Linked DNA regions of Homo sapiens: region 1 is linked to region 2. Evidence: chromatin contacts called from ENCODE Hi-C or POLR2A ChIA-PET data. All regions are on one chromosome and are shown on one strand. Each heading gives the region's core, a stretch centred on a gene start or an enhancer-like site at or near the end of the contact. The rest is flanking DNA. Distances are from core to core; before and after follow the strand shown. Region 1 has its middle 73 kb from the start of XCR1. Region 2 holds the start of LZTFL1 (leucine zipper transcription factor like 1).

Evidence for each region. Hi-C counts contacts between places; a loop is a spot of excess contacts on that map. ChIA-PET counts read pairs that join two places held with the same protein, here RNA polymerase II (POLR2A). Pooled maps may share reads with other maps.
Region 1: a loop to region 2 is called in a pooled map, with 2.9 times the contacts of the local background. The contact joins the enhancer-like site here to the promoter of LZTFL1 in region 2. A Hi-C loop is called at or near these places in 2 of 37 single-sample maps with no recorded cell type and 7 of 50 pooled maps. POLR2A ChIA-PET finds 5 or more read pairs at or near these places in 2 of 52 experiments (MCF 10A and activated CD4-positive, alpha-beta T cell).

What each region holds. Positions count from the first base shown.
Region 1 is chr3:46,097,200-46,103,686 of GRCh38, forward strand. No RefSeq gene overlaps it. Among named protein-coding and RNA genes, the nearest start is that of XCR1, 73 kb to the left of the region's middle. RefSeq lists an enhancer at 441-550. Within about 2 kb of position 1,397, at least 21 of the 41 ENCODE cell types and tissues checked have a DNase peak (open chromatin) inside an H3K27ac peak, as active enhancers do.
Region 2 is chr3:45,839,283-45,845,854 of GRCh38, forward strand. LZTFL1 (leucine zipper transcription factor like 1) reads right to left here and starts at 2,837. Exons shown (of 10, transcript NM_020347.4): 1 at 2,707-2,837. The coding sequence starts at 2,709.

The DNA.
Region 1 (6,487 bases), core at 147-2,646, 260 kb after region 2:
GGAACTGACCTGGATGAGATTCAGGGGCAGCTACATGGCAAGGGCGGCACAACCTCTTTGATTCCCTCCCCACGGTGGGAGCTAAGCTACTGGTAATGGAGGCGCCGACAGGCACCAAACCAGGAACTAAGTTAGTGTCTCAGGCAAGAAAGGGGAGGCGAGGCCGGAGCCACTGCGGGGACCCTCCTGGTTATAGTTAGTTGTCTCTCTCCCTCCCCACACTGGCGACATGAAGACAGGCAGGTGGGTCAGGTGTTCCAGGACAGAAAAATAACCAGCAGTCAGCCCTCAGGCTCACACCTGAGCTTCTGGTCAATCCCCTCGGCTGAACCCGCTTCTTGTGGATAGAGTAGATGATGTCCAGGTGGGGTCACTGAGAGAGTGGGGCTGGAGAAGGGATTTCTGAGCGGCTCACTCATGGGCACCCTCACCTCCCTTCCCTGCATGCAGGCCTGACTTTCTAGAAAACCCTCATTTCTAGAATGAGGGGTGTGGGAGCCTTGGCTAGAGCTGTTCTGGGGCCCAGGGTCTCAAAAAGCAAGGTTCCTGTCCCCTGTGATTGCCTTGCTCCGGACCCCTATGTCTCCAGCACCAAGAGTGTCAGGGTAGACGACGGTGTGGAGCTCAGTGGAGGCGGATAAGGGGGCTGTAGTCATTTTGAAACCTTACGGTATTATAAAATAGATCATCCTTCCTGGAAGCCATGGCCTTCTGTTTTTAAACACAGGCGTTTCTAGGCTGAATTTCTGGGGCCTCCTCTATGACTCAGACTTGATTGCCTAAGAGGGTCACAATCTTTGGTACAAAATTCCAAGAAGGGTCCCTCCCAGCACATGCACATCCACATCCACCCAGGTCTTGTACACCAGCACCTCTCAAACTTTAATGCCCAAATGTATCCTCTGGAGATTTTGGTGAAAGGCAGTCTGGCTTGTGGCCTAAGACTCTGTGTCTCATAAAGCCTCCTGGTGCTGCAGCAGCTGCTGCTGCTGCTCTGAGAACTACACTTTAAAAGGCAAGGTTGTAGACTCTCTACTAACAGCTAGTGGATATTTCTTAGTTACAGCCTCTCATCTTCAAAACCTGACCCCACAATTCCAGACACTCCAGTTAGAAAGGTCAAATTAATTGTCATTTGTTACAGGATCTCACCACGAGTGTGGCTTCTCTTGGACAGGTGAGGGTAGAAGTTTCTGTTTCTCTTTGTTTTGCTTTTATTAATAACCTACTACACACAGAACTTCATTTTAGATAAAATCCTGGCCAAGACATGAACAGGTGTGTAAGTAACTCTGTGGACAGTGGGATTTACTTTCATCTGGGTTCCTGGTGGTGAATGATATCTCCATGTTTAGAGAGCACCTCTCAGTTTGATGTGGCAGTTTTTTGCTGTGGTTATGACTTTCAACATACTTCCTGCTTTTCTTGCAAAACAGAGAAGACTCACTCCTCTGTGGGAGGCCACAGCCCAAATGATTGCTGGCTTCTTCAAGGGCTGGAGCAGGGCTTGCAGGGGATTGCTGGCCTTCAGTGTGTGAGGTCTTTGGCCTTTTTCTACGTGAACATCAAGGTTAATCTATGTGGACTTGGCCTTCTGTTGGAGCAAGTTATTGCAATGCTGTTGGAGGAGCATGAGGTTCTTAGCACTTCTTAGCTTCAGATATCAAGGGAGATTCTTGTCCAACAACAACAGAAAATAGAGCCCAGCCATTTTTGTCATCAAGATTGCCAGGGTCGCATGATCTCAATGGCAATGCTCACACTTGCTAGAAATTTGGATTCATAAGCTTTTGAGTTAAACAGGGTCTGAGAATCCTTAAAGCTAACTCCTCTCTGTTTCAGAGGTGCAAACTGCTAATGAGAAAGATGCCAATCTGGTTCTTATTCTTTTTTTTTTTTTTTTTTGAGATGGAGTCTTTGTTGTCCAGGCTGGAATGCAGTGGTGTGATCTCATCTCACTGCAACCTCCACCTCCTGGGTTCAAGTGATTCTCCTGCCTCAGCCTCTGGAGTAGTTGGGATTACAGGTGCCTGCCTCCACACCCAGCTAACTTTTGTATTTTTAATAGGACGGGGTTTTGTCATGTTGGCCAAGCTGGTCTCAAACTCCTGACTTCAAGTCATCTACCTGCCTTGGCCTCCCAAAGTTGGTTCTTATTCTTTTGTTGTTTATTTGTTTCTTGTTTCTCTCTGAGAGTGTTTAGGATCTCCTTAGATTGTTGGTGCTCTGAAATTCCAAGAGGTTATTTCTATGGATCACTCTTTGTTCATTGTGCTCAGTGCTTGGGGTCTTTCAATCCAAAGCTTATATCTTTCTTCAACTCCGGGAGATTTTTTTCAATTGTTTCTTTGATAATTTTCTGCTTTCTGTTTTCCTTCTTCTCCTTTTCTGAAATTCCTGCAATGTAAATGTTGAGCCACCTAAATTGACCCTATGTATTTTTTTTCTCCAATTACCCATTTTATTTTGGTCATTTTACTCTGTATTCTGCAAGTTCTTCTTGAATTTTTAATGTATTTTTTCTGTCTTTGACTTTTGGTTTCAAAAAAATTGAATGTATTATATTTGTGATAATAAAAAGTAAATATATTTTAAAAGGGATTTAGAACAAACTCTTGGTTTTCAACTGCTCCTTTTTAATAGAAGATTTTTTTTTTTTTTTTTTTTTTTGACAGAGTCTCGGTCTGTCACCAGGCTGGAGTGCAGTGGCGTGACCTGGGCTCACTGCAACTTTTGCCTCCCGGGTTCAAGCAATTCTCCTGCCTCAGCCTCCTGAGTAGCTGGGATTACAGGTGCCCACCACCATGCCCAGATAATTTTTGTATTTTTAGTAGAGACGAGGTTTCACCATGTTGGCCAGAATGGTCTCAATCTCTTGACCTCGTGATCCACCTGCCTTGGCCTCCCAAAGTGTGGGTTTTGTTTTACGGACGTATCATCTTGGTTCTCCAAGAGGATAATTAGAGTTTAAGGTTTTTACTTAGTTCTTTTTCCTTTCCTTGTTCTACCTCCTCCAAGTTCATTTGTTCTGTTGACTTATCTTGGTCCTTTTCTTTTCCTGAGTGAATGGTGTTTGTGGCAGCTCATTTCTATTTATGCATTCTAGGTTGGGTTGTTAAGTTGAAGTAAATGGGGGACTGGGGTCCTTCTGCGAATGAGAAGGTGTGACTGTGAGCTCTCTGGCTGTGGAAGGGGGTGCTGATGGGTAAATCTTGCTTTCTTCTGTGAGAGTGGGAGAAGTCAAACCAATTCAAGGAGACCCCTGCTCTAAGATGTTACTCCCATGTTGGAAGCCTCAGCCCCTTCCAGTCAGCTTTTATTTGCTTTTTAAAAAGATTATTTCTCAAGGGTGCAAGGGTGGTAAGGGATAAAAGACTAAACACTGGGCACAGTGTACTGCTTGGGTGACAGGTGCAGCAAAATCTCAGAAATTACTACTAAAGAATCTATCCCTGTAACCACCTGTTCCCCGAAAACTATTGAAATAAAATAAAAATAAAAAAGGATTATTTTTCCAGCTTTTAAGGTAAAAGCTGCCATTTTCTGCCCATGGGATTAGGGAGAGGTGGGATGGTGAAGGCCAGTTTCCACAGCAGTTTAGGTCCAGTCATTCCATCAATCACTTCCTTTTATGCTCACCCTGGTCTTTGTACTTTCCAACCTCCAGAGGCTCTAACGTGAAGGACATCACCCCCTGCCACTGCCCTCACCAATAACTTCCACTTTTATTGCAACCCCAAAATGTGTTCTGAGCATCTAGGAAGCTAGAAATCAGCCTTCCTCATCAACTTCCTTAAAATTGGGGATTTAAGTAATACTTTTTAGAATCTGTCCACTCAGCTTCCAGGCCACATCCCTCTGACCCAGCTCCACCCCATTTCCATCCTTATTGTTTCTGGGGGAAGCCACTTGATGATGCCAAGTATTTTCCAGTTCTGCTTTTGACCGCACTTTGCAAAGTAGTGTATGGTATGATGCTTGTTCCTTCCTTGGTTTGGAAGACTTTTGCCTGTTTTCTCAAAAACAAATGAACAAAAATCTCTGGTGTTTTTTGGATTTGGTGGGAGGGAGAATTTTGAATCTGCTTCAAGTCCCACATCTTTCTCTGCCACCTCACACGATTAATATCAAGAAGCACAGACAACTCTCATTTATTTCCCACTTTCAGTGAAAAAGAAAAAGCACCAACCTTGCTTGTTTTGGTTCCATTTTGGTTTGTTCTGTTTGTTTTTAATAGCTGTTCACATGAATGTATTAACCTGGATGGGATCTTGATTTGACCTAGAGTCATACTAGGTGGCTGAGAGGACACTAGTCAGCTTCCTCTCAACTATGAGATGACCTAGTGGTCAGCCTTCAGGGTCTGGATTTTCCTCAGGAGGGTCCTTGCTAAAAGTGGCAGAGTCCATTTTCAGTCCAAGACAGAATGAGATGAAAGAGAGAATCAAGGATGTGGACCTGATTGCCTGGAGACCTGTGTTCTAGTCCCACCTGGCCTTCTTATCAACTGTGCAGGCTGGGGCAAGTGGTAGCCTCTCCCCAGCTTCATTTTCCTCCTCTGTAAAATAGTTGGGTGGGTCCTGATGTCTCCCAGATCGCTTTTACTTTCTAAAACTCCATGATTCCTTATAAAGTAGGCTTCTAAAGAGCAAGTAAGGGCAGGAGAGGATGTGAAGGGGAAGAATAATTAATATCCACATTCAGCCCTAATTTGGTTAGTATGGTTTCATTAATAATGGAAATAACAACAATTGCCATTGATGAAGACTATTTATGTTTCTGTTTCAGAAACAATATCTGCTCTTGGAGTCACTGCCACCAAGGGAATAACTTTACCTGGAATATGGACTGGGAGCTCAAGCCAAAAGCATGGACAAGGGAGTCCCAGATTACAGGATACTATTATGACTTTTGCATAAATATAAACTCCTATTAGATAAATTGATAAGATGTGCTCTGGTTAGCTATTGCTGTGTAACAAACCACCCCAAACAGTGGTTTAAAGCAATGACATTCTAGGGTTGGCTGGGCTCAGCCAGGTGGTTCTTATGTGGTCTATCATTAAGGTGCAAAAAGATAGTGGCTGGGTTAGGGCCATTCTGAAGAGTTATTCACTCACAGGTCTAGAACCTGGGCTGAAGGACTCAAACAGCTGGAGGATCTATCTATCTATCTATCTATCTATCTATCTATCTATCTATCTATCATCTTCTATCTATCTATCTATCATTATCTTTCAATCTCCTCCATATGATCTCTCCCCAAAGTGGCTCCAGGGTAACCAGACTTCTTACATGACAGCTGGAGCCTTGGAGTAAGTTTCCTAAAGAGACACTGGTAGAAGCTGCATGATCTTTTCTAATCTGACTTCAGAAGTCACACTTCTACTACATTCTGTTCATTAATGCAGCCACAAGGGCCCGCCCAAGTTCAAGAGGTGAGGATACTGACTCTGTCTCTTAATGTGCAGAGTGTCAAATAATTTACAAGCACGTTTCAAAAACCACCAGAAGTTGCAAGAATGAATCAGTTAGTGTTGATGAATATCAATATAATATAGTTACAAAATGAATTATTGCAAGATTTAAAATTTGCAAACTCTGATAGTCACCTAGTGACCATCTCACCAAGCATTTCTAGAGGTGCCCACCACTTGATTTCCAGCCTAGGTGCTGCCCTGGCCTAAGCAGAGACCCCAGTTATACATTGGAGTAGGCAATGGAGAGTCAAGATGACCTGATTCTGTCATGCTGAGTCATATGACCTTTGATATATCACTTTAACTTACTGGGCCTCATGTTTCTCCTGCATAGTGGAGATACTAGCCTTGCCTTACCTATGTTGAAGAATTGTGATGAGACTCAAATAAGAATGTACTTTATAACTGCAAAGTGTTCTACAAAGGAAGAGAATGCTCCCTCCTGTTTCTTGCCTCTTCTGAACACTGGTGAAGCCATGAGGCCTTAAGAACCTTGTCACATTAAAGGTTAACCCTCCAGGAATCTTCTGTTACACATTTCTTCCCAATAGCCCTGGGTTCTCATGGTGTCCACTGGCGCCTATTTACTGGGTTCTTCTGGGAGGGATGGAGTGTTTGGCTTTTCCCCACGTGGCTTGACTGCTGGCAATCACCTCTGTGTGCTTTTTTTTTTTTTTTTTTTTTTTTTTTTTTATGGAGTCTTGCTCTGTAGTCCAGGCTGGAGTGCAGTGGCATGATCTCAGCTCACTGCAACCTCTGCCGCCTGGGTCCCGGTTCAAGCAATTCTGCCTCAGCCTCCTGAGTAGCTGGGATTACAGGCACGTGCCACCATGCCCAGCTAATTTTTGTATTTTTAATAGAGACAGGGTTTCACCATGTTGGCCAGGCTGGTCTTGAACTCTTGATCTCGTGATCTGCTTGCCTCAGCTGCCAAAGTGCTGCGATTATAGGCATGAGCCACCGCGCCTGGCCCTGTGTGCTCTTTATTATGGGATGGCTTTTCCAGTC
Region 2 (6,572 bases), core at 1,587-4,086:
TTTCACCGTGTCAGCCAGGATGGTCTCGATCTCCTGACCTCGTGATCCACCTGCCTCGGCCTCCCAAAGTGCTGGGATTACAGAGGTGAGCCACCACGCCCGGCCCAGATTCTTAATAATTATTCACTGTCTATAGTATTACATTTACACTCTTTGCTCTCCCAAAACCTCCCAAACTCTCTTACCCTGTTTCCCAGGATTCTACTAAATGAACACTCTACTTTAGCCACACTAGTCTGCTCATCAGTCCTGAAACATGACTTAAAATTTCCTGCCTTGACTTTCACTCATGTTACTCTGATCCTAAAGTATCTCTCCATTCCTATTTGAGAATCTGAATCCTACCCAGTGGTATGATGGTAAATATTTAACAGCAGGTTTTCTAGGTAGGGGGGCCTGATTTGTAGCACTGCTGATTTCCATGGCATAAATACTTCCATCATGGCTGATTTCAAGCCACCAATATAATGTCACTGAATGAAGAGGTAAGAAGAAATGCATACAATTGGATCTCACCAGCCAGTACACACATGCTCCACCACATCACTGAATTCCTACCCACCCTTCATGGCCTAACCTGTTTCACCTACTCTGTGCCATCTCCCAATATGCCCTCAGTAACTCTATAGGTATGCCTTCCTCCAAAACCTAGCATATATAATCTCTGCTACTTCTTTGGTACCGTCACAGGCTGATTACTACCTCGTATTATTGATTATCTTTTTTTTCAGGTCTTGCTCTTCCAAGTAGATTGTAAACTCTATGAGGGCATGAACCATTTCTTATAATGCACAACACCTAGCATAGTGCCTTGTGCCAGCAGGTGGCCAATTCCTATCTGTTCATTCCTTTCCCTCCTTTCAAGGAAAGTTAAGACTGTCCCAGGACCAAGAAGGAAAAATTACTCAAACTGAGAAGGGTAAATGACAGAAAAGTTCCTTTAAAATGGATTGGAATGAAGAAAGGGGGTAAAAGTGGACAGCTGAGTTCAAAAGGAAAAATAGCATCAGCCTAGGAAACGGCTATTCACAAACCTTTACTTCCACACATATACTATATGTATCTATGTCAAATCATTAGAGAGGAAATGGAATAGGTAGATATGTGGTATAATAGACAAAGCACTGGATTAGAAACCAGGTTTAGGTCTAGCTATGCAACTATCTACCTTGGTAACAGTCTGTTACCAAGTCACTTAACCCCAATGACATTAGTTTTACTATCTGCTAAATGAGAGGTAGATATGATGATCAGTCCTAAAATGGTTAGAAACAATGGGAGGTATCCAAGTGGGGAAGTCAGAATTTGTTTGAATTTTATTGTAGAAATATTCCGTTAAAATAATAATAAAAAGAGCTGAAAACATACAGCAAGAAATCCTGCCAGAGCATTGCCAAGCTAGTGTCTTGAAATTGTACCACAAATTGTGTATGTGTGTTTAGGGGGAAGGGGATAGAAGAGAAATGGGTAAGGTACCAGAAAGGGTTCCCTGTTCTTAACCATGCCCACAAATCCATATACAATTTAAGATAAGTACAAGGAGGAAACTGTAATGATAAAAATGAGCACAGTTTAATAATACCTATCAGATACTGAATGCTTAATATTTTCACAGGTACTGCACTGTTTACACGCATTATCTTACTTATCATATTAACAGTCTTGTGTAGTTATTATCTGCAATTTACTAATGAAGAACCTGAGCCTGATTCCAAAGCCTCAGTTGTTAACTGATGGAAAGGAATGACAGAAGATAGAACAGGAAGAGATACCAATTTTTTTGTGATTTGTTTTCAACGTGTTCTCCTGATATTTTAGGGAAATCAAGAGAATGAGTGGAGAGGCTCTAAACTCAAGAAGGGGAGGGAGCAATCTGTTTAGCTCACAGGTGTCTTCTCAGCTCCCAGACAGCGCTTGGAACACAGTGTGGACTAAATAGAAATTCTGGTTGCTGAAGTATTTCAGTAGCTATTTCAGGTGGTGCTCTCAACCCTGGTTTCATCCGTTTTCCTGAACATTTCAGTGCTGTGCACTGTTCTAAGTATGACTGGTATTTAAGATGGCATGCTATATTCGCTGGAGGGATTAATGATATTTTTTGAGCAAGCCAAAACAAAGGAAATGTCACCCAAATTCCTCAGCTGTAATACGGGGTGCTGGGATTCTTAAAGTCACCTCCACATCAGAAAGTTGGATTTCAATCACACAGAAAGCTGGATTCGTTCTCCCTGCTCCTCTGGTTACCGCGCGCGCGCGTGTGTCTGTGTAAACCTTAGAGCTTCCTGAAACTGAGTGAGAACCCTGCGTATGTGTTAATGTGTGTGTGTGCGTAAACTTGGAGCTTCTTGAAATAGAGTTAAGAACCCTGCCGTGCACCTTAGGCCGGCAGCAGTTTCCTCTATCTCTCCTCACCTGCCACCTAAGAGTTGTGCCTTGGCTCCAGCCCCCGCAGGCAGGAGAGAAACGAAGCGATGCGGCGGAGCTGGGCTGCTGGGAAAAGGCTTCACCCAGGATTACCCCAGAAGGGCTTGGGCTGCGGTTAACCGAATCTCTCGCGCCCGGCGCAGCTCCCCTTCTCAGGGAGGCTGAGGTGCGGCCAGACCCAACGAGGCCACGTAATCATTCCGGGCCCACCCGCTCAGTGTCTCCAGCCCCGGCCGCGCTCTCTCCTGTGCGCGGTGCGGCGCCTGAGGGTCGGTTACTCACCATGGCGGCAGGCAGCGGCGGCAGCCTAAAGGAACGGGAGAGGCCAGGCGGTGCCCCGCCAAGCCTGGGATCGCCGAGGGTAGTTGGACCACAGAAAATGGGGAAGGAGGGTAGGTTGTTTAGAAGCCTCTGGTTGCTAACGGAAACCGAGGCACGTGGACTGCAATTATGCATTTTCATTGGTCCTCAGGATCACGCGACAGGAAGTATTGCGTAACCGGTTGACTGCCACATGCGCATTGGCTTCCAGGGCCGGAAGTCCCACCTTTTTGTGCCAGTTCACTTTTGGGAGCTGACTGCAGTTGCAGAAGGTAGCGGGAGGGTTGGGCTGCCTGGAGTTGCGTGTGGCCACCAACGCGCTTCGCGCCTCGTGGCGTCCGCTTATGGATTGTTGGGAAGTTCTTGTCCAGAACTTCCTGTGGCATAGGTGACCCCAAGGATGAATGGACATCCCAGACCTTTCAATGGTCTCATAGGGCGCGGCCCAGACATTTTTTTTTTTCAGGAGTTCCTACCTGAGCATCAGGGTGGCTGAGACAGGCCAACAACACCAATGCCAGCAGGTTCTCAAATAGAGCTTCAAACGACCCCTCCCCATGACTCCGCCCATTATTATTACTGTGTTGTTATTATCTTCTCTTATATTTCCAGCTAAAAGTCTCTAGCAACATTTTTCCATTTAAAAAAAATGCAAAAAGCATGGGTTTTCTCCGAGAGCAGTGAATTTCAAAAGGTTCCATATGCCTGGAACTACTATGGAAGCTTGTTGAACAAATTCCTGGGCCTTATCTCCAGAAATTCTGATTCACAAGTCTAGCTTGGGTCCTTGGGATCTGCACTTTTTAACCGATGTTCCAGGAGTGATCACAGATCAGGACCACTCTTAGAAACACTGGCTTGGAAGGACAAGTGTAGGATGAGATCGATTATTGCAAATACCAGGGACTCAGAGTCCTTCACTCACATGATACAGAGGTGATGTGCAGGCATTTGCCCACAGAAGGATCTCAAGCCTTGGGTCAAGAACAGTAAACAAGGTTCTCCTGTGTGTCACCTGGAGCATTCCAATGCACGGAATGATGGCCTGAAGGCAGTGGCGTGGGTATGCCCAACTTCAGCTTTGGCTAGGCTCCCTACCCTTGGCACTGCAATGGCATTTGGGCAGGATCCCTGTCTTCTTGAAAGATTCCTAAGGGCAGATTCTCTCAACCCTGAATATTAACCCCTTCCAAGCTCAGTTAAACTTCCCCTTTACCATCCCACCTCCCCATTTCTGTTTAGTGAGTGTTGTTGAATTTGGTTGCCATTATTTAGTGCCTACTATGAGCTATTAATAGACACATTCCATTCCAGTAGTTAATCCTCATAATACGTGGTTCTTTCCTCTGTAGACATTCGTTGTGTTCACATAGTGAGAGGGTCACTTTACAAGGTGTTGTGGGTGCGAGATGAAGTTCATAAAAACTTTTATGACTGATCAGTAAACAAAGTTGGTCATCAGCTTGCACTGCTGAAAAGCTCGTTTATTTTCTCCCAGGCCAAATCTTGTGATTGCGAAGTGTTATCAATTCAAGGGAATGAAAGGAGCGTGTGTATAATGCAAATATTACATTTGTGGCTTGGGGATTTTAAAATTTGTTCTGCAAAACTCCATCAGCTAGTTATTGTAATTTAAAATTCTGCTTTAATCTAAAATCTTCTATACCAAGGAGGTTAATCACCATTAGCCAATCTACCCAACAGAGTTGAGTGTTGTTACATAAGCTGTCTAAATAGTGTCAGCAAATCTGAACATGAATTTTAGTCTCAAAAGTGATGAATTTGGCTCATGAAAAGGCTGAACTTGTACTTCAGGTTGTTTACTAGTGCGGGTTGGTCACCAAAGCAAACAATTCGAGCCGTGAGGGAGAACAGCTCCATCCTACTTTACTAGTGATCTTCTTAGGCTCTGTTTTTATTTATTTTAATTGCTGTGACAGTTTTTTAAAATGTGTGTATGTGTGAGTGTATGTGTGTGTGTAAATTTGGAGGGAGGCACACAAGTCCATTTTTTACCTTTTAGCAGAGTTCAACATAAATAAAATGAAGATAAATTCTTTTTATATTATTATGAAATGAGACTTATGACTTTATAAGTTCCCAGTCATCATACTAAGACCACCAGTTTCAGGGTGTTTGCAACCTAGACTTGGCAAAAGGAGGAATGGAAAGCTGATCATGGCCTCCTCAGGGATGCCAACAGATTCACTCATTCTGCCACTATTTACAGAACCCCTGTTGTGTGCAAGGTTCTGTGGCCATGATAGTGAGTCTGAGGAAAAAATCTGAGGGGAAAATCTGAGGGAAGAAGTGGAGGGACTCAGAAAGCCCCAGCTGCCCCTGCACTATAAATTTTGGGGGGATGCAGGGGGACTAAGGTGAGGCTTTACTTAAGTAGAAAGAGGAAATGAAGAAAATGATTAAGTAAAAAAAAAATAGGTGATACACAGAAAATGTAAAAATCTGAAAGGTTATATGGGAAAGAGAAAAGTTTGATAAATATTGAACTGGTAGTAGGTGGAAAATAGGGGAAATTATTTTAGGACATTATTCTTAAGAAGACAGGATCTTTGCAGCATGGCTTCTTGCATGAAGTTCTACCATACAAGTTCTCTTCAACTTCCCCATCTTGCCCCACCTTGGCTGCTGAGAAAGTAGCCAAGACCTTATAGAAGAGAAGGGCCCAGATTACAGGGCTCTTTACAGGAGATATGCATTTGAGTAGGCCTGAAGTAGGCAAGAGGCTATTTTCAGTTGCTTTCAAAACACCCTAGTGACCAGCAGGGTATTGGAGAGTGCTGACAAACTAGATTAGTGAAATCACTATCACATGCATTAAAGCAGGTCAAGCAAGGAAGTGGTTCACCATAAAATACAACTCCCTCTAAGAATGTGTGGATGTTGGCAATTACTTAGCCCAAATGATAGATTAGTTTCACTGATAATCTCAATGCATTAACAACACCCCAAAGGGAACAAACACCGAAACCATCAAAATGAGAAGTCTACCTCAAAAAATTTTAAGAATTGGTTGTGGGGAATACCTTCTTGTAAAGTACAAGAAAAATTGATTGTAAAGATGATGATACGCACCAGCTCCTCTTTCCATACTCCCTTATGCATATACATTTCAGTTAAACCCACAAGCTCAGTCTGTATATTCAGCAGCTGTTAATGGAAATCTGGATACTCGCAAGACACAATGGGGAAGGGAATAATGAACAAGATGGGATTGGTCTCTTTCAAAAATGGCCTTATAATCAAGTGAAGGGAGAATTCAAGCTTGCAGAATAATTTCAAAGTAGACAGTAAGTAGTAGGGTAGTTCAGAGAGGGTGCGAGATAGTTCACTTCTGTTGAGGCTGGAGAGGAGAGATTCAGAAAAGTCTTCCAGAAGGCAGTGGAATTTGGGCTAGGTTTTAACAGGAGTGTGGAAAAGTTGGGGATGAGTGTGATGATTGTGAAATTGAGAGTTGTCTTGGACAGGGAACCAGAATTTTCATCAGGTGCTGCAGTAGAAGTGTCCAGAGATGTACATTTATTATTATTACAAGTGGCAAACTACAAAAAGAGATATACTGACAGCTTATACAAGGATGGAGCACCTTTAAGAGTGTCTTATTCAGAAATGTGGGTCTTCCTAGATCTGTGGTCTTCACTAAATGTTTCCATGGACTTCTGGCAATGTAAGGGTGTTCACCAATTGCATTTCATCATAGAAAATGTAAACAAAAAATTAAATTTGCTCAGAAAGTTTTGCCTACAAAGCTGGGGCTGTGTAGTCCTATTGGAAGAGCTGAATAGCTGTGTCATGAATAGCTGTGTTCA